Linked DNA regions of Mus musculus: all the other regions are linked to region 2. A link is a loop called in an ENCODE intact Hi-C map of the cell type or tissue named here. Cell type or tissue: left cerebral cortex. All regions are shown on one strand.

Region 1 (4,000 bases), 130 kb after region 2:
GGCCATCCAGAGACTGCTCTGCCTGGGGATCCCTCCCATATACAGTTGCAAACCTAGACACTATTGTGGATGCTGGGAAGTGCTTGCTGACAGGAGCCTGATATGGCTGTCTCCTGAGAGGCTCTTCCTGAGCCTGACAAAATCAGAGGCAGATGCTCCAAGCCAACCATTGAGCTGAGCACAGGGTCCCTGGTGGAGGAGTTGGAGAAGGGACTGAAGGAGCTGAGGGGGTTTGAAGCCCCATGGTGGGGGCAACAGTGTCAACTGGCCAGAAGTCCCAGAGCTCTTGGGGAGTGGACCAACAACTAAAGAGTACACATGGAGGGACCCATGACTCAGGCCTCATAGGTGGCAGAGGATGGCCTTGTTGGACATTAGTGGGAGGAGCGGCTCTTGGGCCTGAGGGGGTTCGATGCCCCAGTGTAGTGGAATGCCAGGGTGGGAAGGCAGGAGTGTGGGTGAGGAAGTACCCTCATAGTGGCAGGGGAACGGGGGCAAGGGTGGGATGGGGGATTTCCGAAGGGGAGACCTGGAAAGGAGAAAGCATTTGAAATGTAAATAAAGAAAATAGCCAATAAAAGAAACAAAAGCTGTATGTGAGTAAACAACACAGCTTCCATCACCCTGATGAAGACCCTACCCTGACCCTCACAGCCCATCCCCTCTTCTTGCTATGCCTATCTTCCCCGACCTTGCCTACTGTCTGATTTTTATGCATCTTTTAACTCAGTTTTACTGTCTTCCTCTTCATTAGCAAGGACTCATGCATGTCCTCTAGTTCTGTCTTTTTCACAGTATACCAGGTCTTCTCAGGCTTCTCTCTCATAAGGACTCATGCCTGGTAAAGGATAGATCCTAAGCCCAGCTCTGTCCAGCTCTGCCCAGCTCTGCCCAGCTCTGCCCAGCTCTGCCCAGCTCTGCCCAGCTCTACACAAGATCTAATCAGTATAAGTATCTTAACATCTTCTTTTCCATGAATTAGATAAAGAGCTATCACTTGAACTTGGCCAGTCAGACAAGAGAGGTGAGGGAGGTGGGGGCTTTGGGGCCGCATGAGCAAGATGTGATCTAAAATAGAGCTGACCAAACTCTTCCTCTTGTCTGGCTTGGCCTTAGAAAGTATCTCCCTTCTCTTGGGGAGAAGTAAAGCAGGGCCTCTGACTTCTTAGTGACACCCCATGACCACCGAATCTGAGAGTCTTGGTTTCCTCTTTTAGAAAAAAGGGAAGTTGACCTAATTTATCTGAAGCTTCCTGCCAGCATTAGAATACCATGTGTGCCTCTAGATATGATGTGGGAGGGCCTAGGAAGTGGAGAAAAGAAAAGCTAATTTTATCTGAAGCCATTGACACTGACAGGGAAGAAATGAGTACTAACCTTGGCTTCACCATGAAGACAGTGTAGTGACCTTCCTTCTCTCACCTATGACAATCCCCTTGAAGCTTATTTGGTGAGCAAAATGTTTCTACTAAAGTTAAGTGAAAACAGCAGTACACATTTAGGAACTGAGAAGATCTTTTTCTCCTTAAAGCAGAAGTTTAGCTCTGCCTCTTTTTGTAACTATTCCAAACACCTCCCAAGAAAAGCTAGAGTTAACAAGATATAGGCTTGTATGGAGGGGAAATTTAAGGAAAAGCGGGGTTACTTTGTCTGAGGCTATGCTGATTTTGGTTTGCTTCAAGATGTTCAAAAGGATTAAGTCGAAGCACCATCTAGTGGTTCTCAACTGTGGTTTGCTCCCAATATGGTCCCATTGGAGACCATATTGATTTTTGGGTGTAATTATTGTGTTGTGATCAGACTACCCTACTTATTCCCAAAGGAAAGAGCAGAACCACCCAATACATTTATCAAAGCCAATTGAGACCATATAAGTATATTAAAGTAACACCAGGAAAGCCAGGCCCAAGGACCAGACTGAGGAAGAGTTAATACATCCTCACCTGGACCACATAAGGAGAACACCTAATGTGTTGTGATGATAGCAGCCTCACCAACCTGTCATCTGACCACCCTGGGTGTGAGTCAAGGGACCAACAAGCAGATAATTTCTGACTGTGCCCGGGGTGTCATGTTGGCTTGTTTCTCAGTGCTGATGTGGTTCATTCTAATTGTCATCAGTTCATCCATTCATCTCTCTTGACCTCTGGCCTCTACTGCCTCCCTGGTCTGTACCTGCACCTTGCTTAGATTGCTCCACTCAGGCATCTGAGGTCTGTCTCTACTACTTGATCCTACAGCAGCCACAGCAGCATCTCCAACAGGCTTTCAATGGTTAGTTACTGGACACTTCCTCTCCCTGAAGAATCTTCTGACATCCCTATTTGTTTTCGTTTGTGCTTGTCAACTAGACTTCTTTGTAATTTCTTAAAGCCTGCTGAAGATTTTTATTCCTTTTAAACACATTCTGTAACCTATATAGGTAGATAATGGATGATAAGTAGCTAGATGATAAAAACAGATAAATACATATAGATGCATAAATATATAGAAAATAGATATATTTTCTGTATGATATATAAAGTATGGTCTGAGAGTCAATATTAGTAGTTAAGATTGGAACAAAATAAATTGGGTTGCCTTAGTCAGTTATCAAGGGAATTGGTACTACCTGGCAAACTGCTACCAATGTTATTTAGTAAAATCTGGTATTGTGGAAAGAAATAAACATGTTCTGGCATGGAGGCATCACAATATAGAAACATACATGAGTGTGCACATATACAGATATATGTGCAGATATGTGCATGTGTGTTCAAAGAGGGAACTATTTCACATCTGTGTAGAGAAGGGAAGGTGGGGGCTTGGACAAGGCAGCTGCATAGTGGTTTACTCTTTTGTTCTAACACCACATCAAAAACCATAGCAGTGGGAGTGGGAGATGAGTAGAGAAGTAACATTTGTCATTTTGACAAGTGAAGGAGTCTAGTTTGGTTTCAATTCCTTTGTCCCTCCTACTCACATCCTTTCTGGAAGCCCATGGTTCTGTTTATTCCCCCCAATCCTGCAGCACAGGCATGATTGCAACATCTAGGGATCATTAAACTACAGGATCATCTTTTCACATCCTCATATTTCAATGCTTTCCCATCACAAGCCCACCTTACCCCTACATAAGCAACAATTGTCCTAATATTAACCTGGAGGTCACTGTCTAATCCATTATTCCTATCTCTTTCATTACCTTTAAGGGGAGAACAGGAATAATTGATACCATGTACATGAGTAGAACACAATCAAGTTTTATGATAGTAAACTTTCCAATTGACCAGGTAAGTATTGGTTTCAACTAGAATTAAACCCAGCTATGTGCAAAGTAAAAAAGCAGCAGTGGCATGAAAAACATAGTTTATTATCTATCACATCAAGACAACAGATAATATATGGTCTACAACTGGTGGGACAACTCTATGGTCATCAGGCCCAAGTCCTTCCATTGTTCCTCTTTTTCATTTCACTTAAGAGCTGCCATCTTCAGTGTCATCCATTGCTCATGTTAGCTCTGGGACCTCAAGGCACCACATCAGTACTGCAGTCCCACAGATAGCTTAGAAAGCAAAAGAAAATCCCTCCTTTTCTTTAGAGGGTTGTCCTAAAAATATCACACATCTCATTGCCAGAGCAAATGATCAGGGTCATAAGATGCACGGTAAACTGAATAGATGTAGGCTACTATCTATATCTATCTTTACAAAATTGGAGATATGTTATTGACCAATGTAGGGGTTACTTAATGCCACAAATGTGCTACATGATAACCAACCAGAGGAAATGTATGGCAATGACTGTTCATTTGTCTAAGATCAGCACAGGCTCATGTCTGATCATCTTTGATTGTGTTTGCTCAAGTGTCTAAGAGAAAGATGACATTTGGATCCTTCAGCTGGCCTCAACAGAGAGATGAAAGTCTGGGCTTAAGGAGCTAAAGGGATCTGCAACCCTATAGGTGGAACAACATTATGAACTAACCAGTACCCCGGAGCTCTTGACTCTAGCTGCA
Region 2 (4,000 bases):
CCATCCCACAACCAGCTCCATCCCTCCCAGTTACAGGCGTCTTCCCTGCACATAAAGAAAACTCTGAGCACAGAGTTGAGGAAATTCCTGTAGGTGGTGTTGGATATAGCACTCTTATGTCATTGTTTAGAGTGCACAGGATGCCAAACAGGAATGATGCCCACCATGCTCCACTATGTTCATAGCAGCATTATTTATAATAGCCAGAAGCTGGAAAGAACCCAGATGCCCCTCAACAGAGGAATGGATACAGAAAATGTGGTACATCTACACAATGGAGTACTACTCAGCTATTAAAAAGAATGAATTTATGAAATTCCTAGCCAAATGGATGGACCTGGAGGGCATCATCCTGAGTGAGGTAACACATTCACAAAGGAACTCACACAATATGTACTCACTGATAAGTGGATATTAGCCCAAAACCTAGGATACCCAAGATATAAGATACAATTTCCTAAACACATGAAACTCAAGAAAAATGAAGACTGAAGTGTGGACACTATGCCCCTCCTTAGAAGTGGGAACAAAACACCCTTGGAAGGAGTTACAGAGACAAAGTTTGGAGCTGAGATTAAAGGGTGGACCATGTAGAGACTGCCTTATCCAGGGATCCACCCCATAATCAGCATCCAAACGCTGACACCATTGCATACACTAGCAAGATTTTATCGAAAGGACCCAGATGTAGCTGTCTCTTGTGAGACTATGCCGGGGCCTAGCAAACACAGAAGTGGATGCCCACAGTCAGCTAATGGATGGATCACAGGGCTCCCAATGGAGGAGCTAGAGAAAGTAGCCAAGGAGCTAAAGGGATCTGCAACCCTATAGGTGGATCAACATTATGAACTAACCAGTACCCCGGAGCTCTTGACTCTAACTGCATATGTATCAAAAGATGGCCTAGTCGGCCATCACTGGAAAGAGAGGCCCATTGGACACACAAACTTCATATGCCCCAGAACAGGGGAACGCCAGGGCCAAAAAGGGGGAGTGGGCGGGTAGGGGAGTGGGGGTGGGTGGGTATGGGGGACTTTTGGTATAGCATTGGAAATGTAAATGAGCTAAATACCTAATAAAAAATGGAAAGAAAAAAAACAAACAAAAAAAAAAAAACAAATCCCATTTCATCCAAACCGCAAAGCTCATTAGTTCCTCGTGCCTGGTAATAGAGTCTCTGTGTTATTTTCATTATTTCCCCATATGTTTCACACTACTCTTACTGAGCCTTCTCCTCTTATTTGTTGTTGCCATTTTCTTCTAGTTTTTCCCCTAATGACAACAGATATCAGTTTACTACGTATTTTCAAGGGCTTGGCACTTTAGTAGACTCTGTTATTTAACAGACCTGGGAGGTAATAGGATGAGTCCCCTCCTCAATTTATAGCTTGACAGAGGCCTGGAATGTTTCAATACATTTCTTGTTATCACACAAATAATTAAGTGGGGTGGCGCTGAAGTTCAGACGTGATATCCTGCAGTGAGGTTGCCTGCCTTCATTTTCCATTTTCTGCCCACACTGTTCCTTTTTTAAAATATGCTTTCAGTTTCTTTGTGTTTCCCGTTTTCATAAAGATTTCATAAAGGATCTCTCGTTGATTTGTTCAGCCAGAGCAAAGTTATCCTCTTGGAGCTCTGCTTTCTAAAACAATCGTGTAGCTTACCTTTCGCCTTTCTCGGTAGTTCCTTAAATATCTCATCCTATTTCCTGAATTCTCATGTATTTCATGAACCCTCCCAAACAATATGAACAGTACTGGACACCCGTGCTCCGTGAGGGAGTAGAGTTGAGAGCAGTTATAACAGCAAGCTGGCCGTGGGTGTCCAGAGGGGAAGCCACCGACCACAGACCACAACAACCCTGAGCTGCCTTTCTCTTCCTGGGATCTCAGGCTCACCTTCTAGTCTCCGACACCATGTCAGTAGGTGGCGCACTAAACACACGAGCAGGAGCAGACCTTTCAGGGTCTGCCCCAATCAGGGGCCAACTGGGATTTCTCCTGCTTGCTCAGTTTTCCATCTTGCTGTCTAAACCCTAACTGGGTCGTCAGAAAAGCTCTTCAGGGATGTCTGGGATGTGGGCGTTTACGAAGAGCAATTTATAGAACAAGTTCACATCTACCCCTTTATGGGGGGACCTAGAATGATTTGTGGCTTATGAGGATCTGAATTTCTAGTTTTGACAGTTTCTCATCTAGACCAGCCCATTTTCCTGCAACCCAAGAAAGACTTGTATAGGGGTGGGCAGATCCAGAGGAGATACTGAGGCTGGGTGATGTGTGTACTCAGCCAGAGGGAAAACTATACATGGATTAATTTAGAGGGGTTGTTTGATTTTGTGGTTGGTCTTTTGAGACAGGGTCTCCTTACATAGCCCTGGGTATCCTGGAACTCATACACAGACCAGACTGGCCTTGAACTCACAACGATTTGTCTGCCTCTGCCTCCCAAGTACTGGAATTAGATGTGCACCTTCCAGGCCTCAATCAAGAGTAAATGTTGTAAATGCTAGCTTGGAGATTTTGTGAAGGGAAACTCTCTGGTTTTGATTGCTTAGTAATTGAACAGGAGGGAAGGAAAGGTTTATGTGGATTGCTTAAGAAAAATGAGGGTAGGAGGTTGTAGTGGTTTGAGAGACTATGATCCCCATAAGCTCGTAGGGAGTGGCACTGTCAGGAGGTATAGCCATTTTGGAGTAGGTGTGGCATTGTTGGAGGAAGAGTCTCGGTATCTTACTGCTGCCTGCAGATCCAGATGTAGAACTCTCAGCTCCTTCTCCAGCACTATGTCTGCCTGCATACCCCCATGCTTCTTGCCATGACAATAATGGATTAAACCTCTGAAACTGTAAGCCAGCTCCAATTAAATGATTTTCTCTATAAGAGTTGCCACAGTCATGTCTCTTTCCAGCAACAAAACCCTCACTAAGACAGATATGGTTATCTAATGAAAGTAGAAGTGGATACAAAAAGAAAGGCCACTAGCTGGCTGGGCCAATATTCATAGAAATGTTCTGTTTCAGACATACCAGAGAACCCAGAATTTCTATCACCTGCAGAGAGCTCTCTTGCACAAAGTAATGTTCAGTAGATACCACTGAACTGAATTTGAAACACTCTTCTATCGCTTGGGAAGTCATTTGTTTAGAAGGAAACAAGAAACAAAGAGTGAAGAAAACAACCCAACTCAATGTTATGGGACAGGGAGCAAAGAGGAAAAAAATAACCTGGCATATCAATGTCATAGGACAGGAAAGCCACCTCCTCTGTTCCAGGATTCCTTTATCACCAGCAGGAAGGCTAGCAAAGTTATTTGATCATACCTTGAGGTACATACAGTATAGTCACACAGTAGACATGGCTGTGGTTTCTCTTTCCACTCTCAAACTTCGATCAGATGTTCTTAGGCCACAATTGTGTTCTTCAGCGTGCAAATGATCTCTCCTTTCTTGGTATTCACAGTATAGGAGGAGATAAAGGGGGAAATAAAAAGATATAAAGGTCAAGGGAAACCCCACCATGACCATTAACTCAGGATGCCGAGGAAGCCAAGAAAGGTTCTCAGAAAAGATAACCCCAAAGCAAATAAACACTTGAAATTGATCTCAAACTATCAACCAAAAGCTGCACACCTAAATTAAACTTCAAAACAGTGGGTGTGTTTTTTCAAAAAAGAAATGGCTGCCTAAAGAAGACCTGAAGAAGTACACTACCAATAGGCATGCTGATATAAAAGGGGAGAATATCAAGGCACACTACCCTTAGGCAACCAAGGGATGCTGAGATCAGTAGAGATGGTCTTCCCCAAGGATGAGACCCCTAATTGATTATCTAATACCAAGTGTTCAGCTCTGAGCACATAGAAGTACAATTAACACTAAGTGAATTGAGAAGGTTATATTTATATAGTTGTGTGTGTGTGTGTGTGTGTGTGAGAGAGAGAGAGAGAGAGAGAGAGAGAGGCTTCTGTATGTAATAACAATTAAAGAAAACATGGTCAT
Region 3 (4,000 bases), 610 kb after region 2:
CACCAGGAAGCCATGCATGTGCACACGTCACCATAGTAACTGTCTACGCCCACAAAACTTGTTCATGGCCGGGGGGGGGGGGGGGTGCTACCCCTGCCCATAGCTCCCTCTCTACCTACGTCTAGCAAATCCACCAGGACTTAGTTGGGGCACTTGGTACTTCAGAGGATGAGTTGGCGTTTCTTAGCTTCCCCGGGGGTGCATGCTCCTGCCATGAGGACCCTAGACCCTGTCTCTAGGACATGAAATTCTAAAAGACCATCAGCTCCAAAGCCAGGCCAGTCGTCATGAAAACAAGGTTTGGTTGGATCGTGAGGTAGAACACAGCCTGGCTAGAGAGAGCCGGGCATCCCTTTGTGTTTTGTGTGTACGTAGCTGATGGCTACAAGTCGAGTGCTTTGAAGTCTAATGCCTTTGGTCCCAACATAGATGAATTGTAAGGGTCCTCCCCTTCCAGGGCCAGTGTGACCAGCTATAGGTAGAGAGTAGCGCAGGACTGCATAGTGAGTCTAGATTTTAATGTCGCCTACGTTTTCCCCTCACAGGGCCCCAGTGCTGTTTAGGTCTTGTACCAGTTGAAGAAGTAGACAGTTCTGACTCCTGCCAAGTGGGTGGAGGAGACTGGAGTTCCCAGCATCCATCAGGGACCTACACAGGACAGGAACGTGGGATGCGGTTCTCGCCTAGCCCATCAGTTCATGTGTCCTTTGAAACACCACCTCCCACAATTTAGGCCGAAGCTAATATCCCAGAAAGACTATATATTGTTTGTTTGTTTGTTTGTTGACAGAGAAAAATTGGTATTTATTTTTCTATTATAGCCATATTTATATATTTATGCACTTGTAAATAAATGTATATGTGTTTCTATAATTCTGGAGAGATATGGAATCCTCCCCTTTCTGGCACAAGACAGAAAGCAAGCAGCTGAGTAACTGGAGACCAGTGGAAATGAGTATCATAGATGGTCAGGCTGCAGATGGATCCCAGAACCTGCAGCTACCACGGACACCAGGAGGCCCTCGGGCCACTTGGTGGAAGGACCCTAAGCACACTGTTCATGAAGAACACAGGGATAAAGCAAAGGCCATCATGCCGCAGACTGGAGCCACCTGGAAGCCACTCCAATTTGGTGGCACAGGACAGGTTTCCAAGATGTCACGAGAAAAGCCCCAGATGTGTACAGCACTCTAAGCATTAACAGTCTCCCAGAATCAATAATCGGTGGCAACATATCTCTGTAAAAACAAACACTGTAACTTCTAAATAAATGTTTAGTCTTCCTTGTAACCTTCATCTTAGTCACGAGTGAGTCAGCGTTTTCTTTAGACGTCCGGCGTCCCGTCTTTGAGTGGCTGCAGTAAAGCCCTGCTCGAGATGATTTCCAACCCATCAGAGATAAAATCTGGGAACAGTCGCAAATATTTTTCATATTTTTTTGTCTCTTTAAACAATGAATGCTGAATTTGGATTCATGTAACATGACACTACAAACTGCTTACTCCAAGAAGGAATACACAGACAGGAAGCAAATTCACTGTTCTCTTGCCGGACTGGAGGTGAGCATCTGCCATATTGAAGGAATGAAGTGAATTCTTCTTGTGTAGGGATGTGTGTGTGTGTGTGTGTGTGTGTTTTAAAAGACCAACTATTGCTTCCAAAACACCATTTAGCTTAGTACTATGCCACCCGTTAACACGTGGTCCCTAGTAGGTTCCTTTCATTCTAAAGTTACCATTGCTGGAGGAGTTGACTCATTTCAAGCCAACATTTATTTAATGTTGTTCCACAAAAAGATCATTCATAGGGGTAAGTGTGTGAGCGTGCATTCGTGCGTGTGTGCGTGCGAACTTAAAACTTTTATGTGTGGCACAAGACTTAATAAGAAACTGAACATTTTAATGCAAGTCTTCACACATTTTGAGTATTCATTGTGCGGGGAGGGATTGTATATTTCAGGAAAATGAGGAGTTGGAATTCAGCCTGACACATTTAATCTTATTAAGAGTTGTATCAGACTGCTTTTCCAAGAATTTGCTAAGCAGGATCTAAGGTAGACTGGGATAAGGCCGCCATCTGCTGGTGGAAAGGAGTACTGCACCTAGCCATCGGTAGCCTTGCATCCGTTTTTCTACAAAGACGGCTAATCTGAATAAGAACTGTCCTCAAAATGCAGCATGATTTTCAGGAAGGTAGTGGCTTTTAACGTGTTTATAGAAATAAGTGTAAGGAACATGGAAATTATAAGAGCGTGAGGTCTAATCCTGCAAGGGAAGAAGTAAGATATGTGATTTCAAACACATACTGAAGCCTTTAGCGGTCACTTCCAGGAGAGGAATGGGCAGAGCTAATGCTTGCAGTCTTTGCTAATGCAGCTCAAATCTGAGCTGTAGTTAACTTGACAGGCTGTTGGAAGCTTGTTTTATTTTTGTAAAACCTAATTTTGCCTTCTACCTCTCCGTGACCTAAAGTAAATGTCAAAATGGGTTTTGGTGTGCGCCACTAAAAGCAACGTATAGACACCCTGCTTACTGTACTCTTTCAGGATGGTCAGACGCTGAAGGGAGTTGTCCAGGCTCCCTAGGATCCTGTTTCCCAAGTCTGCTACCAGATCCTGAGACCCACAGACCTCTAACCTCTAGCTCAATAACTTGTTTTTAAAGCTAAGTTTTGAGGCAACTTTTTTACGCATGAATGAATGAGCAATGAAGGCTATGATTAGCACCTGTTTGCCTTCATCAATGAAAGGCATAGCTGAGTGGAGAGACGGAGTTACTTCAATCTACTTCATACCGTATGAGGCAACGACTGATTGCTTTTTTGTTTGTTTGTTTGTTTGTTTGTTGCAACAGGGTTTCTCTGTATAGCTCTGGCTGTCCTGGAACTCACTTTGTAGACCAGGCTGGCCTCGAATGCCTCTGCCTCCCAAGTGCTGGGATTAAAGGCGTGCGCCACCACGCCCAGCGACTGATTGCTTTTTAGGTGGCCTTGCCCTTAATCTGCCTCCCTTTACATGAGCAATACAAAAATCCAGAGGCAGACTCTTCATGCTGTGTTGGTATGCACAAACACTACTACCATGTCCAACATGAACCATGGGTTAGGCTTAGGATATTCTTTCAAGGAAAACCGTACTACCTACCAACTCACCAAAGTAGACAGGGAACATGCAGATACATGAATGTGTTAGAATTATATCAGAAAAAACCCAAACAGGCCCAAGAACATACCTAATACACTTCGACCTTCATCTGGACACCATAAAAAGAAGAGTATCTAACACTGTGAGAGAACAGCCTTTAGCCAGTCATCTGACCCCCAGAAAATGTGCCAGGGATTGCTGACACACAAAGCATTCTAGAGGCTTCTACTATGATGCTGCCATTGGTCCATCTGGACCCAGCCCTGAGCCTTGCATCAAAAAAAGTCCAGCATTTCTGCTGCTAGTGTCAAACCTGAGCATTGCTTCCAGATAGCTAACTGGGCTCGATCATGTGGCTTGGATCATCTGGGCTTGGCTTCCAACTGGCCTCAATAGCGCCTAACCGTTTTAAAGGACTGCATTCATATCAGCGCCCTTGCTGCCTCTGGTTGAGGCCTCTCTAGGCTCTGTGGCCTCTAGCATCTTTGTATCCATTTGCAGATACGTGTGCTCACAAAGATGACATTTTACTGTGTGAAATGTAACCTGTGATCTGAGCTCTACTATTAGTGATCAAGAGTGTAGTCAAAGGCTACAAATACCAATAGCCAGCTGTGGGGGGAAATGAGGCTACTCCATAAATCACAGCCAATAAACCTGATGTGCCTTGTTCAATACACTCTGACACTCTGTGTGGAAGGGCGCAGACCTGTCTGTACATCGCTGGCGATTGTGTTCTCAGATGTGCAGTACAGAAACTCAGTAAGGACTCTTCAGCACAGCCCTCTGCCATAGCAGGGGCTTCTGGTAACAATTCACCTGGGAAATCAAAGTGTCACCGCTGGAGGGACACGACAC
Region 4 (4,000 bases), 68 kb before region 2:
ACAAAATGCAAGTGCTATACAAGATAGCCATGTTATATTTAATTGAGAAGTGTTTTGCTCATCTCTCCCTCAGACTAAAAGTTAAATTGATGGTACATTATTAAAACACTGTGAATCTACACAGATACAATATTCTGGAAGTATAACATACAAAAGAAGCATTTGATGTCAATGTAGAAATTATTTTCCAATTCTTAAGTAAAAGAGTAAATCTTAACTAAAATGACTGTCACTGTATACATATAAAAGAAACATTCGCAATTGTTCCAGATTCTTCAAACTTGATCCAAAAATGTATTTTTTTCAAAAGTATTTTATTTTATTTTACTTTATTTTTTGGTATTTTTCGAGACAGGGTTTCTCTGTGTAGCACTGGCTGTCCTGGAACTCACTCTGTAGACCAGGCTGGCCTTGAACTCAGAAATCCGCCTGCCTCTACCTCTCAAGTGCTGGGATTAAAGGTGTGCAACCCCAACGCCTGGCCCAAAAGTATTTTGGTAATAATTATTGGAAAGCATTCCCCCCTTGCCAAGGAAAGATCGAACAGCCTACTCTGCCCATCAGCAGATTTCACCCCTGCACTAAGATTGGTAAAATTCTAACTGAAAGCTAAGTACAGAACAAAAACTACGCAAAATTATCTGTTTCTCTTTTACTGCTTGCTTTTTACAAAGCAAAATCAAGTTACCGTATGTAGCCTAGAAGGTGTAAGAAAGCTCTGAATGAAGCCCTGAAATTTTACTTTTGAAAGCAAGTAATCCAATCTGTGCTAACAGCTAACCTATCACAACTTTCACCTAAAAATGTCAATAGTGTTTCCAATCTATACAATATACAATCGGCTGTGCTGAACTGTTGCTGTAGGATCACTCAAGTCCAAGATTAATAATCACTTACGGCTACCTTAAAGGCTTGAGAAACGTCAAGTTTCGCTCTAGTTCGGCTCAGAGTTACTAACATGTCACAGTTTACTATGTTCCTCTGAAACCTAAGCAAGTTGGGAATTAGATCACCCGAAAAGCAAAACTTCCTATGAAACTTGGAAGGAAACGTGGCATGCTGTTTAGCCACCAAGCTGTCATCTTTTCAAAGGTTAACCCAGTCTACCTATTTAAAAGACTATGGATGTCAGAACGTTCGTACCTCTGCTCCGCACCACCTAGCCGTGCACTCCAAGGCGGCACTGATCAGTGGAGACAGCAGGCACCCAGTTTCACTCTAGTGGAAGCGGGGAAGCCAGCAAGCCTTGGGACTGGCCCAGGAGCCCAAGGCAAGAGGCAGCACCCGGCCGCGCGACTCGCCCCTCCACCTTCTACACCCCGTCCACGCTGGGGACCGGGACTTGGGCAACCAGGGCAGAGCAAGCCAGACCCTCCCCGCTTACCTTGAGGACCGGGGTCAGGTACTCGGCCACTTCCAGAGCCTTTCCCTTCACCGTGTTGATCACATTCTGCATCCTGGGGCTGGAGCAGCGATAGGGCACGGAGGGACTGTCGCAATCCGGGCCACAGGGGAGTCAAAAACTGCCCCGGACGTGCCCGACTGGCATCGAACCTCGCAGCGGCACCGGCCCGGCCGGGGGGGAGGGGCGGCGACACGCGGAGGCCCGGCCCAGCTGTCACCTGGCCGCCACCGCAGAGGGCCCAAGCCGGCTGAGCGAGAGGCGGGTGCGCGCGCAGCCCCCGGCCTTCTCCAAGCTGTCTCTCTTCCCCGGAGCTCCACTGAACACCCCTTCCGGCTTCCCCTTCCTCTTCTCACACTCTCCCAACAGCCCCGCCGCCACCTAAGGCCTCACGTGACTCGACTCTCCCAGGACACGTGACAAAAGGAGGCCCGCGGGGGCGGGACCGGCCGGCCTCTGCTCCCTCCGGCCCGCCCCCCGGAAGCGCTGGAATGAGCGCGCCTGCGCAATGGCCGCTCAGGCTGCTCTTCCCTAGCGGGCGGCTCTTAGCTTTGTATTCCAGCCCTGGAAGGCAGCGTGAGAAGGGTTGATTTTTATTGTTTTTTGTTTGTTTTTGTTTTTGTTTTTTGTTTTTTGTCGCCTTTGCTCCCGGCTCATAGTTTCCCCACCAATGGGCCTTCAAAACCTACTGCTGCTACTACGAACTTAGGCAGTCACTATGTCGGCTCTATGATGTCCGTTCTTGCACTAGAACCTTCCCTGAGCGACTGAGGTAACCGCGCCCTCGCGGGCTGAGTGTTGTGGCTCGAGCGTGTTAAGGGGCTTGGGAGCCGCCCGCGATTCCTATTGCGCATGTGTGGGAGGGTTTCCCTGACAGTGAGGGAAACCTGGTGGAGGTGGGAGGAGTGCTGACCCATTGGCCTTCTGTCCATTGGCTTGTGCCCACCTGCTCTCTGATTTGGGCCTGTGTCTGCGGCCCTTGACGGCTCTATGTTCCCATCCTACCTGTGCGCGTTGGGCAAGTATTTACCCTGCCTGGAGTTTCGTGACCATCTGTCGTGAAAGACCGACCAGTTAGGCTCACTGACCCAAGATGAGCCTTCTGGTCCCATCCTGGTTCACTTAAGAGTCATTAGCTGTGATTCAACTATTTGCACTGAGGTCGCTTCTGTAAAAGAATCGTTCCCAGTGAGCTCTTTTTCTGCTCTGAAAGGAAAGGCCATTCCAAAATTCATTCCTTGTGGACCAAAGTTAATACGAATAAACTGCTTTTCTGCAGTCCCAAACTGTCAGTTACACATTTCCTAACTTATTTCCAATCTGGCCATCCCCTCTCTGTCTTGAGACTTGCCTCTCCTATCAGATGTTGGCAGTATGGTTTGTTTCCTTTAAGTCCTCTCTGTTGTCCTCGGCTGTCTTCCGTCTGCTGTAGTTGTGGCCAGACTTCTACAGGTTTCCTTTTCTATTCTTCACAGTCTTCAGTCTTTGCATTGTGTTTAATCCTTAGGTCTGCCGACGGGGCTGCTCATGAAAGTGATCTTCTTAAGGCAATTAAAAACCCGTGGAATGGAAAGAAAATGCTCCAGGCGCCCTGGGTTAGGCCCACCAACGCTGTACACATTCCTGCTAGGCATTATATTCATTACTCTAAGTTCAAGTCGAATCTTACTGGTAAAATACTCTGCCAATGAAGGTGAGTTAAAATGGAAATGTGTATGGGGTGCTTTTAATCATTTGCCTGGTGTTCTTATGAATAAATTATACGTGATGCCTTTTAAAGTACTATGCTTTGTGTCCATGATAAAGTGTATTGAAAATTTAAACTTTAACCTTGTGTGTTCCTTGGCAACATTTTTTTAACCCTGGATGAAATTTGGATCATTTAAGTGCAAGGTAAAGCACAGTGTATCTAACATCTGATTATACCCAGATGCCCAACAAGTGTTTCTGGATTTCTAGTAAAACATACAACTATAGCTTATTTGGAAATACAATATATTTGTTTAGTTATCTAGTTGGGCTCCTACTTGTGAATGTAAGTCTCGACTTCAGTTAATATCATGCCCTAGGCTCTGTTTTAATAGCATATTAGTTTCTTTCCTCATTGCTCTGACAAAATACTTGCCCAAAGCAGGTTAAGGAAAGGGTTTCTTTGTGCTCACTATCTGAGCGTAGGGTTCACCAAGCAAAGAGGTCATGGTAGCGGAAGCTCTCGTAGCAGTTATTCACATGGCACCCACAGGCATCAAGCAAGAAGAGAGAGTATGCTTGGGGCAGAAGAGATACCCCAGAAGCAAAGAACACTGGCTGGTTTTCTCGAGTCTGTAGGTTCAGTTCCCAGCATCCACATGGCAACTCAAAACTGACGATAGCTATAATCCCAGAAAGTTGAAATGTACTCCCCAGATCTGCTAAATACACTTCATCCACTGTAGTCTTCTGCCACCTAACTAGAATTCTACCATCCATTGACATATTACAGGAAAAATATTTTCAATTTTTTTTAAAAAGTCACACCCAGCTCATTTTCACTTTCTTATTTAGTCTAAGATATTAGCCCAGGAAATGCTGTTCCCCAAAGGTAAGGTGGTTCTTCCT
Region 5 (4,000 bases), 360 kb after region 2:
AGATCTCCTGACGCAAGCTGAGTAATGGCTCATATAAGGAAATGAGCCTTCTCAAAAGTCCTTTATGGAGAACCCTAGAAAGAAACAGAAGCTCTTTATATTTATATATGTACATATATATTTAGTAATTTCAAATGCTACTACTTCTAAGAATAAGCAGAATAAACTAATGGAAACAGATGTAGAGGAAGAACTGCAGGAGCCAGAGAGCTGAAGGACACCACATGAAAACCCACAGAATCAACTAACCTGGGCTCATAGGGGCTCAGAGACTGAATGCCAACCAGGAGCCTACACGGGACTGACCTAGGCCCTCTGCGCATATGCTACAGTTGGAGACTTAACAGTGGAAGCTGGGACTGTCTCTGACGGTTGCCTTATTGGGACCGTTTCCTCCTACTGGGTTGCCTGGTCTGGCCTTAACAGGAAGGAGGTACCTAGTCTTACTGCAACTGGATATGTCATGGATGGCTGATAGCCATGGAGGCCTGCCCTTTTTTGAGGAGTGGATAGGGGCCTAGGAGTGGGAAGGAGGAAAGGAGGGAGGGCAAACTTTGGTCCAGATGTTAAAAAAAAAAAAAGGGTGTGTCTCTGTTGTTTGACAGTTTTGCTACACTCAAATCAGAACTAATGATCCAATTCTGTGCCTACTTATCCATCAAACCACTTTATGCACAAACACACACACGGAAATGCCTTTTTTTTTTAGTTTATAAATATTACACGTGTTAATTCTATCAACCAAATATGGCTCAAAAGCAGCAGTGTGTCAGGCAGAAAAGAAGTCTAGAGCATGCAAGGAAGGTCAAATTGTATTTCTAAGTTCTATTCAAATTAACAACCAGTTGTCAGAAAGAACCAAGATATGGCCAGCCCAGGAACAGCAGCTTTTTCAAAAGCCTACTGCAATATTACTACTGCCAACATTATTTGTTGTTGTTATCATTATTATTATTATTTACTATTATTATAGTTCCTAGGTCCTAGAAAATCACTTTCTGAGCTACTCAGAGTCAAGGTGAAGGTTTCAGAAGAAAAGCCCTCTGACATAACTATCCAGCTAACAATGTGAAAATCAACTGTCATGGGAAGAAAGGGAAGGCTGCACCTTCAGATCCCAGGGCAAGAGTGTGAAACGAAACTGTGTGAACTCTAACAAGAAACTTGTGTTGGATAAAGATGAAACAGAATGCAGAATGTGAACGTACCATAGCCTGCTCACCAGTCCAACCATCACAAGGTTCAAAATAATGAATTCCTTTAGCCCTAAGTGCTTCACAGTCAACCTGAGGAATATGTTAAGGTGGAAAAAATAAAACCAAGGGAATTTAAGATTTGTAAGTTACAATTAGGAAAGAATTTATAAGAAAGTTTTGAAGATATTAAAGCCCTAACATGGCAATAAAGTCACATTACACTAAAAGCAAAACTATCTATTCTACTAGAGCTCCTATTGTTAGTTAGTTTCTGGGAGTAAGAATTTCTAAAGACCAAGCTCTTGGAGTACTTGCTAGGTAGAGACACAGAGTCCCTGGCCCCAGCCACAACAGCAATTGCTGGAAGAGGAGCCAAAAGGCAAAGTGTTGAGAATCCCCACAGGTTACAGTGCCTTAAGAACACAGCATTTGAACAGAAGCCAAATAGACCCAAACAGCTTCCAGTCAAGAGAAGGCGTCCTGTAGTCAAGGATACAGAAATGCCTTGCAGCAGCAGTCCAGCAAGCGCAGTAACAACTTGCAGCCTCCCAAAACCTTCATCAGCACCACCTCCACCACCGGCTGGCTGGGGACGACGCGGTTTTCTGTAGCTCCAGGCTGAGTTGCACTTGACATACACAGAAAGAACGTGACTGTCATTTTCCAAACACAGCATCTCTGCAGCAGTATGCAGCCTGAGGTGGCTATGCCCACTGTTCTTTCACTGCAACCTATGAGTCCCATTTCAGTGTCCCACCAGTCCCTCCCATCAGTCAACAGGCTCCCCTCATTAACACGCAACATGTACATCTTTGCATAGCTGATTATATTTCACCACCAAGCAGAGAATACCAAAGGGTGCTCCAGACAGAGCAATGGACCACCTACTTGGCAGACAACAACTGTGACAGGTCTTCAATTGAGCCCTCCAAATTCATATGTTTCAAACGCTTTAAGCACTGTTCTACCTGAAGGAGGAAACACAGCTCAAATTAGTATGTGTACATACAGCAGTCTCACAGATACGACCAAGAGTGCAAAGAAGCAAAGCATTTCATGGTATGGAAATAGCCACATAAGGCCTTCCCATTTAAGGCCAAGGAAACCCAAATCCCAAAACAATTTCACCAACCCAACAAATTTCTCAATTCAAGAAAGTTACTACATGCCAAATGTACTTGATGCTGTAAAGTGACCAAAATGAATGTAAGTCTCAACATTCTAATTTGTTGAGGGAGCACATTTATAGCTGGGAGCCTAATAAAACAAGAAAGCAAATTCTTAACTCAGTTTCAACAGTCTATAAGCACCAAAAATGAAGAAAGTGACTTAGTCAGAGTAACTACAATGAACACCTACTATGTGCAAGATATGCTAGGCAATAAGTATATGATACACTCCAGTTTATAGTAATAAAGATAGGTAGACAGATCAAGTACTTAACTACATGCTGAAATGGATATGCTTTATTTAACACTGCAATCCCCCCTTCTCTGCTTTTCCCTATAGCACTTCTTACCAGTTGGTATACCAGTTATTGACTGGCTGGCCGGCTGTCTGCCCTTTTCTCCAAACTATACTATAAACTCCCCATCGAGAAGAGAACTTGTCCGTTTTGTTCACGAGTGTGATCCAGTTATTAGAACGGGTTAGTAGGTTCTTGTGGGGGGGGGGGGGAGAAATCCATGTAGAATACAAAAACCTGTATGAATTCTCTAGCTGTCAGGAACGCCCACCATAGGTGCTCCCTGGACTGCACCAACATGGCAAAGGATTATGGGAATTGATCCTGGTCAGAGCTGTTATATTTTCAGAGCTACATATATACTGCTGAAAACTAGTCACACTTATGGGCTCTACCTCAGCATAGCTCGGTCCTTAAATTCACTGGGGCTGGCTTTTTAATGTCCAAGTCTGGACACCATCTTTTCAGATAGTTATTAACAGCCCAAGACAGTAACACTTGGAAAATAGTGAGTAAAATATGATTTGGGGGCGGGGAAGGGAGGAAGGGGAGGAACATCAGCAAGGAAGCTAGTAAATAAGTTTGATCCTGGATTCAAAAACCTAGGTAAAAGCTGCCCTAGAAGAAAATTTAGGGAAAGACCATGATCCTCTTTGACAAGGGAATCTTCATCTCTTGGGCCTTAAGCAGTAGGAGTCTAGCTAACCAGAAAGAGTATGTCTGTATAGTGAGAAACTCTGTCTTTTTCATAGCTGTAGATCCAACGCACTGCCAACAGAGAACTTTGAGAAAAATAAGTAAACACTGGAAAGATGGCTGTGTCACACAGCGCCCAGCATGCTGAGCTTTTAAAGGTACCTGCAGCGTTACCTAAGTGGCCACATGAACGGTACATGCAGAAGCCAGCTTCAGCAGCTCTCTGCCATGTTACAGTCCTGGAGCTCAAAGTCACAGTGTTTTCTTAATCTAAAATGTACATGAAACCATTCTACACCACAACTTACCATAAACCCACTTACACCAGCACACTGCTGATTAGATTATGACTCCAAAGGAGTAAACCACAACCCTAAACCACAACTGTTTTCTTTTTTAAGATTTTAGGGTTTAAATTAGTTTACTTTTGAACTAGGCAAAGGCACTGTTAGACTGTACATAGAGAAAGTTAAACTGGAAAGAATCAAAATACACTTGTTTGCTTGCCTGCTTGCTTGTTTCATTTGAGACAAGGTCTCTCTACATTGCCCTGGCTGTGCTGGAACTCACTACATAGACCAGACTGGTCTCAAACTCATAGAGATCCACCTACCTCTGTCTCCAAGTGCTGAGATTAAAGATG
Region 6 (4,000 bases), 350 kb after region 2:
TTAATGTCTGTATATTCTCTGAGAAAAACAAAAGTATAGCTGAATTGATTTTAGTAGTCTTGCCAATATCTAAAGGAAAGCATTGTTGTTCTAAATTTTTCCTTAGTTGACAAAGTTAAGTATTTTATTGCTGTTTTCTTCTATAATAATGAATGTCTAGTTCTACATTGGTTGTAGGGAAAAAAGGGTTTAAGTTGCTTTGTCCTCTATATTCTTGTGTATATTCCAGATGTGTGTATTCTTTTACCCAAGGCCACTCTGTGCCTTTCTTCACAGATAGCTCTGATCTTCTGCCCTTCTGCTATCCTCTCCTTCTTCTCCTTCCTTTTCATTGATGCAGCCAACTGGTACCTAAAAGAACCTTTTCCGAAATCTCACCGCTGGCCCCACTTACCTTAGTGTCCATCTGACAAAACACTTCCACCAGCTGTGACCCTCACTGTTTCACCCGCGAAAGTTTAAGCCCTTTCATGAAGCTAGCTTTCTCCTTCCCACTTCATGGAGTAGCGTCTCTGGTTTCATCACAGGGATTCCATCCTTCACCACTCTTCCTCCTCACCACAGAAGCCAGCTAAACGGTGAATTCTAGACAGAACGAATCCCACTCTTGTATAAGAGAATGATAGAGAAGGTGTATTCTTTTCATTCTCAAATACACAACTCTAAAAACACTTTCTAACAGACAAAGACGCTAACCAAGAACTTAATCATCGCTTACGAAAAGCCCTCTCCTTTGATATTTTATACCAAACAATTGACTCTAGTTTGTCTTTCCTTTTCTGATTCCTACGTGTTTCATGAATGCAAAAGCGCAAGTAGCCACATTGTGTTATCTTTGCATCAATTTTAACTTCACTGTTGTAATTGTGGGGTTGTACATTCTTTAAAAATTATTTATGAGGACACTAAACTGCACATGCAAAAACATCTTGGTTTACAGAAACACTAGTCTGCAGAGGATGAATGTCAGACTTCGGATCTGGGTGTTATAAGAATCTTTGTGATAGAATAAATGTTTGATCAGCACTTTTAAGTTATTCCTCTGTATACATTGCTCATCAGAGAATTGGCTGATGGCAAACACAGCCTTAATCTGGGTGGTTTTCACAGACAGCAAAATAGGAAAGATCCTAAAATATTTTGTCTGTGTATTTCTAATATGAAATGTAAAGTTTTTAAGCTAAGCATATTTTTTGAAAAATTGAAAAGATTTAATTATGATTTAATCATTGGTGGCTACTTCTCTCCACCTTTTTTCCCCCTTGTATTTACAGTAGTTCAGAATATATACTTCAACTTTTAATAAGTATTTGTTGATTGAATACTTAGGTTCATGAACATTTCTAGGCATGAAATAAAGGATATATTTTAAGCCAGCTTTTTTTTTCCATTTACTCTATCAGGGGCACACAAAGAAAATGAATTTTTTCAAAGTTGGAAAACATTTTACATTGGTGGACATGCCAGGGTATGGCTATAGAGCACCCGAAGACTTCGTTGACATGGTAGAGACTTACCTAAAGGAACGAAATAAGTAAGGACATTCTTTTTCTTACCATTGTTAGACATTTGACCCCAAAGCACCTTAAAAGGTCAAGGTGATTCTAACATGACAGACACTGCAGATACTAAACGCCTTACTTGTAGGTGCGCTTCATCCTTGTATAACTCTAGAATATTGAGAACCAGGGTATACACTGCCTTTTTAGCTTCTGCCTAGCTCAACGGAGTCTTAACTTCATTTATTTTATCAAGCTGAAACTATAAATAGTATTCCACAGCTAGTTCATCCATTTTTTTTTTTAAAAAAAAAACAAGCTCTTAGCTGGCTAATTTGGAAAATGAAAATTGTTAGCTAATTGATTTAAATAAAATTCAGTAAACTCTGTCCATTCAATCATCACAGACTCTGAAAAATGTTATATATATTCTTTGGTCTCCATACATAATCAAGCAATAACATGTTTCAAAAACACACAACCTAGAGGAAAATAATGTTAGGCTTCTGAAGTGTAAAAAAGTAATCATAAAAAAAGGACTAGGGATATAGCTCAGTAATAGAGTACTTGCCTAACTTGTTAAAAAGCTCTGGATTTGAACTCAGCATCACTAATTTGAAAAACTATATATGTAATATATAAAAATATGTGTGTCTATATAAACATTTTATTTACAGCTTTACATATAAATGATGCAAAATTAAACTAATATTAAAAATTATAATAATTTGGGCCAGAAAGATGGCTCAGCAGATAAGAGTGCTGACTGCTCTTCTAGAGGTCTTGAGTTCAATTACCAGCAACCATATGGTGGCTCACAAATATGTGTAATGGGATCTGATGCCCTCTTCTGGTATGTCTGAAGACAGCTACAGTGTACTCATATAAACAAAATAAACAAATCTTTAAAAAAATATAATAATTTGATATTGTCTCCTTTTTCCATTAGATATTGTAAGGTCTTACAGGAGGAGGTCTCATTTATACTTGTGTCAAGTCTCGGTTTAATATGTTCTTATTGAAATAAACTGGTATTTGACAAATTTAGTTATTGGAGTACAGCAACTGCATTGAGTCCTACTAGACTACAGGATGAAGTTCCTAGTATGAGAGAGACAGATGAATGACTATATCCTGCATTGCCATTAACTTTCTTTCTATTCTTACAGTTTGAAGAGGACATTTTTATTAGTGGATAGTGTTGTTGGAATTACAAAATTAGACAATATTGCCATAGAAATGTGTGAAGAATTTGCATTGCCTTATGTGGTAAGTGCTTCCTTAGACTCATGGTGGGAGTTAGAAATCAGTTTAATATGCATTTGAATATGCAAATATGCTTGTTAGTAATAAGCAGGTATTTCCTCAGAAGGTAACAGAGTGGCTGGGGCGATGGGCCCATGGGTAAGAATGCTTGCTACACAGCATGAGGCCATAAGTTCTAATCCATAGCACCCACATAAAGAGCTGTGTGACTGTGTATATGCCTGTCACCCCAGTGTTATAGATGCTGGAGACAAGAAGACCACTCGGCTTGCTGGCTACCAACTTAGCTCCAGGTTCAGTGAGGGGCCCAGGCTCAAAGGAAAAAGCCAAGTGATAGAATAGACACACGTCCTCCTCTGGCCTCCACAGGCTGACACATGTACGTGTACACACAAGCGCACTTATACACACAAGCATACATCACACACATATAAGTTCTGTGACATTTTCATATTTGCTTCCTTTCAGTTTTAAGCTTTTAAATGTATGGAGTGTGTGTATGTACATGTGCATCTGCATATGCCACATGTGTGGGAAACCTGTGAAGGCCAGGAGAGGGAGCAGGTTTCTCTGAAGCTAGAGTTACAGGAGGTTGTGAGCCACCCACTGGGTGATGGAAACTGAACTACTCAGGGCCTCTGAAGGAGTGTGTGCTCTTAACACGCCTGAGCCATCCCTCCACCCCGAGCTTCTAAAGTGACAGTCACAGTTTTTTAGCTGTTCATTTAGTGTTCTTAAATGTCCTTACATCCATGATGTTTTCATAGCAACACAAACATTTGCTCTGTTAACTCTGAACAGCAGCCCATGCAACCAACATTTCTACAGCAGAACTTTTGCAAAACAAAAATGTTCAAAGAATGTAGAAGATTCAAGCACAGTACACACAAGTAGAATTTTAATATTCTTAGGAAAAAAAAATCTGGGCTGGAGTGATGGCTTAGTAACTAAGTGCAGTAGCTGTTTTCCTGGGGAACCCTGGATCAATTCCAGCCCCATATGACAGCTTATACCTCCGGTTCCAGGCAATCCGACACTCTCACACAGACATTCATGCAGGCAAAATACCAATGCACATGAAATAAAAATAAAATTTAAAAACTATCTTTAAAATTTTATTTCAGGAATATCTCAGGTTTGTTTTTTTTTTCCCCTACTAGCATAAAATAACGCCACACTAAAATTCAGATTGGTAGGTTAGTATCCACATTAATTTTGCTTTGTAATACTTCCAG
Region 7 (4,000 bases), 320 kb after region 2:
GGAGGGGAGATCAATATCAACCCATAATTCTACACATCCCCAGCAAATATATGCTTTGGTAATGAAAGTAAAATAAATATTTCAGACATAAATAGTTAACTCTTCATATAAAAGAAAACTGGGAGAACTTCTTAACCGCTAAAAGTAAAATAAAAACTAAAGTGATAGAACTGATTTGGAGAATAATACCAGATAGAGGCTCAGAATTTCATGAAGGGATGCAGAACATAGGAGGCAGCAACTCTAGCATGTATCAAGAATGTGCCTCCCAGAATCCCCGCCAGGGATAGCCCTTGCTCCTATGACTGAGAGCAGTAAGTAGACAGCCTTCATTTTTCAGAGACTTCAAAGGACGGTTTGGTTTCTTTGCTGAAGATCAAGCCCTTCCCCAGGCCGCCCACCTAACAACTGAATATGGCAGAGATATAAATGACCAGTGTTCTGATCAGTGAAATCTCTCAAAACTCCAGCTTACTCGGCTCCCCACTGTGCCCAATGACAGTGGTGACCGAGATGCAGGAATGTCTGTACACAAAACCCCAATCTAAGTCTGACTCCACACCACACTAAGTGCTGATGACCACAGCATCAACAGTTCAGAGCAGCAGAGATGCTTAAAGAAAATCGCTTCTTCCTAAATGGAAGAACTGCCAGTTGTGTCTCCGTGCTGGCACTTCTCTAGGGCACTTCCCCTAAACACACACAAGATTGTGTTCTCAGAACAAATGGAGCCTAGCTTTTCAGACATGCAAGGCATCTAAATTTTAGGTATGAAAACCTTGAAATCTTTGCTTAGCGTCAACGCATGAATGACATCAGTTCTTGGGGAAGAATGAAATGAGTAGATCATAGTCAACTCTCATAAAAACTTCATGTATTTGTGATATCTATTGTTTCTTAATGTGATGGATGTTGACTGCTTCTTAGGGAGTATTAGCATCACTCAGTCCAAAGCTACATGACACCCTCCGGCCTGCTCTCTAGACCCAGTCAGGAGCTAGCAAATCAAGGGAGAGGACACAAAAGCTCGCTGTGCACTGATAACATTTTAACGACTGCATAGATTAATTCTTCAGTCACAATAGAAAGTCAGATGATCACTGGATGGCTTTGTTGGGTAGCAACATCAGCTTACATTCACCTGGTCATACTGAGAAGTTAGTTTATCACAGTGAGTACCTTCATTGATTCCACCTTGTTCTAGCCATTTTGAGCTGGCCTCACCTAATCTAAGATCTGTATCAACTAATTTCTCAAGCTCAGAACATTTCTTTCCTTCTAGTTAAGGCTAAGCATAGTCCCTGTAGGTGATATTGTCTCCTTTCCCATCTCTTCCTAGAACTTGCTCGCTGTTACACAGAGATAGTTATGGCTCCCCAGACTGAAGACAAACATTTCTAGTGCTTCATCTCTCATTTGCCCGTCTGTCTTGCCTTTGAGGGAACATCTGCTTTCTATATGGTGCGCAAACTCTAGATCTTTCTGTTCTCCCCAGGGTGGATAGGCATGTCCATCCTTCATGTCCTTCCTCTACAGTTCCCTTCGCAGCCACGAATGCCATAGCACAGAACCTTCTACTACTTCAACTCCTAATTCAAGCTTTCCAAAGTGTGACTGCCAATCAACAGGATCCCTCTGTCACATTCTCCAAAACTACTGCCTGAGATTATTGCTTCTCCTTACAAGCTAATAGACGGCCTCACCATCAACTGCACAATATCCATATTCTCTCCCTGTTAACGAGCCTCAGAAAGCAGCCTCATCCTTTATTATATTATTATTATTATTATTATTATTATTATTATTATTATTTAGCACATTGTTCGTGCAAGCTGGATCTCATTGTCTCACAGAACCTCCGGGTCTCTCTGTTCGGTGACACACCCTGCCTCCCAGTTTCCTTCTCTATCTATCTTCTTTATCTGTCTGCCAAAACATGTGGGTCAGGGCCCACTCTTCTATAACACTCTGTCTCAAACACCCCCCCAAAAAAACTAACATTCTCAACACACTATGGTTTTAATATTCCTCACATTTTTTACTTCAATATTTTCTGACTTACAATGTTCCTTAAGGATTTCTTTTTTTTTTCATCTCCCTCATTTAGATTGCTGGGAACTTTTAGTCAGCATTCTTGCACATGAGACACACACACACACACACACACACCTCTTAGTATTCTTATTCGCCAGAATCTTGAACATTAATGTCCAAAGGAAAACACACCTATGTGTTATGCTAACTGGCAAATGTATAGTTAGCACAAACTTTAAAAAGGAAGAAAGGGGTTAAATCGATGAGGCCTGTTCCTTGCTTTTCTGATGTGGCATTTAATCTCTATAGGGCTCAGTGTGTCTCCTCCTGTTGGTACCTGCCCCCTAGTGGAAGGCAAGGAAAATGAGTCAAAATTCTTTTAGGGAAGAAAACAGTAGAGGATTGTTGGTTCCTTTTTCTTGTTAGCAACTCATATTGGCAAAACCAGCAACTTCAATAAAAGGTGGGGTGATCTCAATCAGGACATGAAACTATAATTTGAACATAAGAACTTTGAAGACAATGGGACAAAATAAGGAGAAAGAAAAGCCACAGTCTGTGAACATGGAGGTCGTTCAGCCACGCACAAGATTAGATTCTTGTTAACTTCCCCTCGGGTGCTTTATTAAATAAACACCACAGGGTTTGAAGTTTAAAGTAAAATTTAAAAGTAAATAGGCAAAACAAGAGCATTCTATCTATCACTCACCCTGATGCCCTGCCCTCTCTCCTGTGCGAATGGATCTTACACAGAGGGAGCTACTCCTGTCGGCAGCAGCACTAAGCGAAGCCATAAAGTCTCAGCCCTGGCTGGCTTTCAACTCACAATCCTAAGTCATTCTTGGTGAACTTGTCATGTCAAAGCATGTGTATAAAGAAGTAATTTACTGATTGGCATTCTAAACGTTTGATGATTTTCTGATGCCAGCTTGGATTTCAGAGACTTGGAGAACGTAGTGTCTCCAATGCACGCCTTTAATCCCAGCACTTGGAAGGCAGAGGCAGGTGGGTTTCTGAGTTCAAGGCCAGCCTGGTCTACAAAGTGAGTTCCAGGACAGCCAGGGCTATACAGAGAACCCCTATCTGGGGGAGGGGGGGTGGGGGGGGGAGGACCTTTCAGCTTTCAAAATTCAAACTCTGCTATGTTTCCATTTTGTTGCTTTTTTGTCTGATCTACTAATACACAACCTGACACAACCTGACTGGGCTTTCCCTGTCAAATTGATCCTGCACAGACTTTAAAGGCTTTCTAGAGAAGCCCAACTACTGAAAGACTCAGGACACTCCCCCCCCCTTCAAATTATAAACAAATAATTAGCTTAGCGTTTTCAGCTGTGCTACAATGGGTGCCTCTCAGTGAAAAGCAATCCGGGTAAACTGCACACTCCAATGTTTTGTGGTGCTTATGGAAATAAGTACTGCGGACAAAGCACTTCACCGCCCTAAGCTTAGGTTCTAGCTATGTGAAACGGAGCTTTCTTCCATCCTGACCTCAATGGCTTGCTATGCACATCAAAAAGAACAGATAACTGAAAATTCTCAGCAGAAGGGTGCAGTGGTGGATCATAGTTATCTTACGTGTGCTCACCAGTAAGACTATCATGTGATGTTCTCTTTCTGGAAGATAGACCAAAATGTGATTTTTAAAGGAATTCTGGTGAAAGGAAAGAAATACCGTGTCTCCTTTAAATTGTTAAACTATACATTTCAGAGCTAAGTCTGTTGTTCCCTCGTAGCTACTGCAGCTACTAAAAGTGAAACATGAAAAAGCCTCCTACACGAACTCCCACCACCCTTCTACAGTGAAATCAGGACACCCGCACGGTAGCCCCAAATTCTATTGAACTCCTACAAAACTGCAGACATTGAGGCGTGCACCTCCTGATTCAGAAAGTGACTCCTGTAGCCCACATATCTTCAAGATAAAGGCAAATATACATCACAGATACACCAGTGTAACTGTATG

What was found. Peaks named below come from ENCODE experiments on the same cell type or tissue, not always from the same donor. Only the 100,000 strongest peaks of a DNase experiment are listed, where the experiment ranks them.
Region 1: a loop joins it to region 2, with 3 times the contacts of the local background. A loop is called at or near these places in 13 of 42 quality-filtered maps.
Region 3: a loop joins it to region 2, with 1.9 times the contacts of the local background. A loop is called at or near these places in 14 of 42 quality-filtered maps.
Region 4: a loop joins it to region 2, with 3 times the contacts of the local background. A loop is called at or near these places in 7 of 42 quality-filtered maps.
Region 5: a loop joins it to region 2, with 2.3 times the contacts of the local background. A loop is called at or near these places in 19 of 42 quality-filtered maps.
Region 6: it touches region 2 in a loop (8-fold over the local background); 11 of 42 quality-filtered maps call a loop at or near these places.
Region 7: it touches region 2 in a loop (7-fold over the local background); 33 of 42 quality-filtered maps call a loop at or near these places.

The regions. Positions count from the first base shown.
Region 1 is chr16:44,960,200-44,964,199 of GRCm38, reverse strand. All of the region lies in intron 5 of Cd200r3 (CD200 receptor 3), which reads right to left. Among named protein-coding and RNA genes, the nearest start is that of Cd200r3, 19 kb to the right of the region's middle. In left cerebral cortex, a CTCF peak has its summit at 1,724 (motif pointing left); DNase peaks (open chromatin) are centred at 1,184 and 1,620.
Region 2 is chr16:45,088,113-45,092,112 of GRCm38, reverse strand. No RefSeq gene overlaps it. Among named protein-coding and RNA genes, the nearest start is that of Ccdc80, 3.9 kb to the left of the region's middle. In left cerebral cortex, a CTCF peak has its summit at 1,933 (motif pointing right); DNase peaks (open chromatin) are centred at 1,541 and 1,926; H3K4me3 peaks cover 407 bases; H3K27ac peaks cover 479 bases.
Region 3 is chr16:44,482,345-44,486,344 of GRCm38, reverse strand. It overlaps Cfap44 (cilia and flagella associated protein 44), which reads right to left. Exons shown (of 35, transcript NM_001033247.1): 35 at 3,917-4,000. It overlaps Boc (biregional cell adhesion molecule-related/down-regulated by oncogenes (Cdon) binding protein), which reads left to right. Exons shown (of 19, transcript NM_172506.2): 19 at 546-1,300. The coding sequence ends at 733. Among named protein-coding and RNA genes, the nearest start is that of Gm30064, 46 kb to the left of the region's middle. In left cerebral cortex, a CTCF peak has its summit at 2,094 (motif pointing left); DNase peaks (open chromatin) are centred at 589 and 2,081.
Region 4 is chr16:45,156,556-45,160,555 of GRCm38, reverse strand. Slc35a5 (solute carrier family 35, member A5) reads left to right here and starts at 1,883. Exons shown (of 7, transcript NM_028756.4): 1 at 1,883-2,174; 2 at 2,910-3,095. The coding sequence starts at 2,930. It overlaps Atg3 (autophagy related 3), which reads right to left and starts at 1,727. Exons shown (of 12, transcript NM_026402.3): 1 at 1,385-1,727. The coding sequence starts at 1,456. In left cerebral cortex, a CTCF peak has its summit at 2,027; DNase peaks (open chromatin) are centred at 1,266, 1,791, 2,174 and 2,744; H3K4me3 peaks cover 2,751 bases; H3K27ac peaks cover 1,621 bases.
Region 5 is chr16:44,727,406-44,731,405 of GRCm38, reverse strand. Nepro (nucleolus and neural progenitor protein) reads right to left here. Exons shown (of 9, transcript NM_145972.4): 3 at 2,085-2,164; 4 at 1,693-1,824; 5 at 1,209-1,286; 6 at 1-74. Among named protein-coding and RNA genes, the nearest start is that of Nepro, 5.1 kb to the right of the region's middle. In left cerebral cortex, no CTCF peak of the experiment used is centred here; a DNase peak (open chromatin) is centred at 1,716.
Region 6 is chr16:44,741,272-44,745,271 of GRCm38, reverse strand. It overlaps Gtpbp8 (GTP-binding protein 8 (putative)), which reads left to right. Exons shown (of 6, transcript NM_025332.3): 3 at 1,404-1,534; 4 at 2,669-2,768. Among named protein-coding and RNA genes, the nearest start is that of Gtpbp8, 3.1 kb to the left of the region's middle. In left cerebral cortex, CTCF peaks have their summits at 2,350 (motif pointing left) and 3,312 (motif pointing right); a DNase peak (open chromatin) is centred at 3,280; H3K4me3 peaks cover 829 bases.
Region 7 is chr16:44,766,524-44,770,523 of GRCm38, reverse strand. All of the region lies in intron 1 of Cd200r1 (CD200 receptor 1), which reads right to left. Among named protein-coding and RNA genes, the nearest start is that of Cd200r1, 2.8 kb to the right of the region's middle. In left cerebral cortex, a CTCF peak has its summit at 2,384 (motif pointing left); DNase peaks (open chromatin) are centred at 2,376, 2,767, 3,531 and 3,854; H3K4me3 peaks cover 665 bases; H3K27ac peaks cover 452 bases.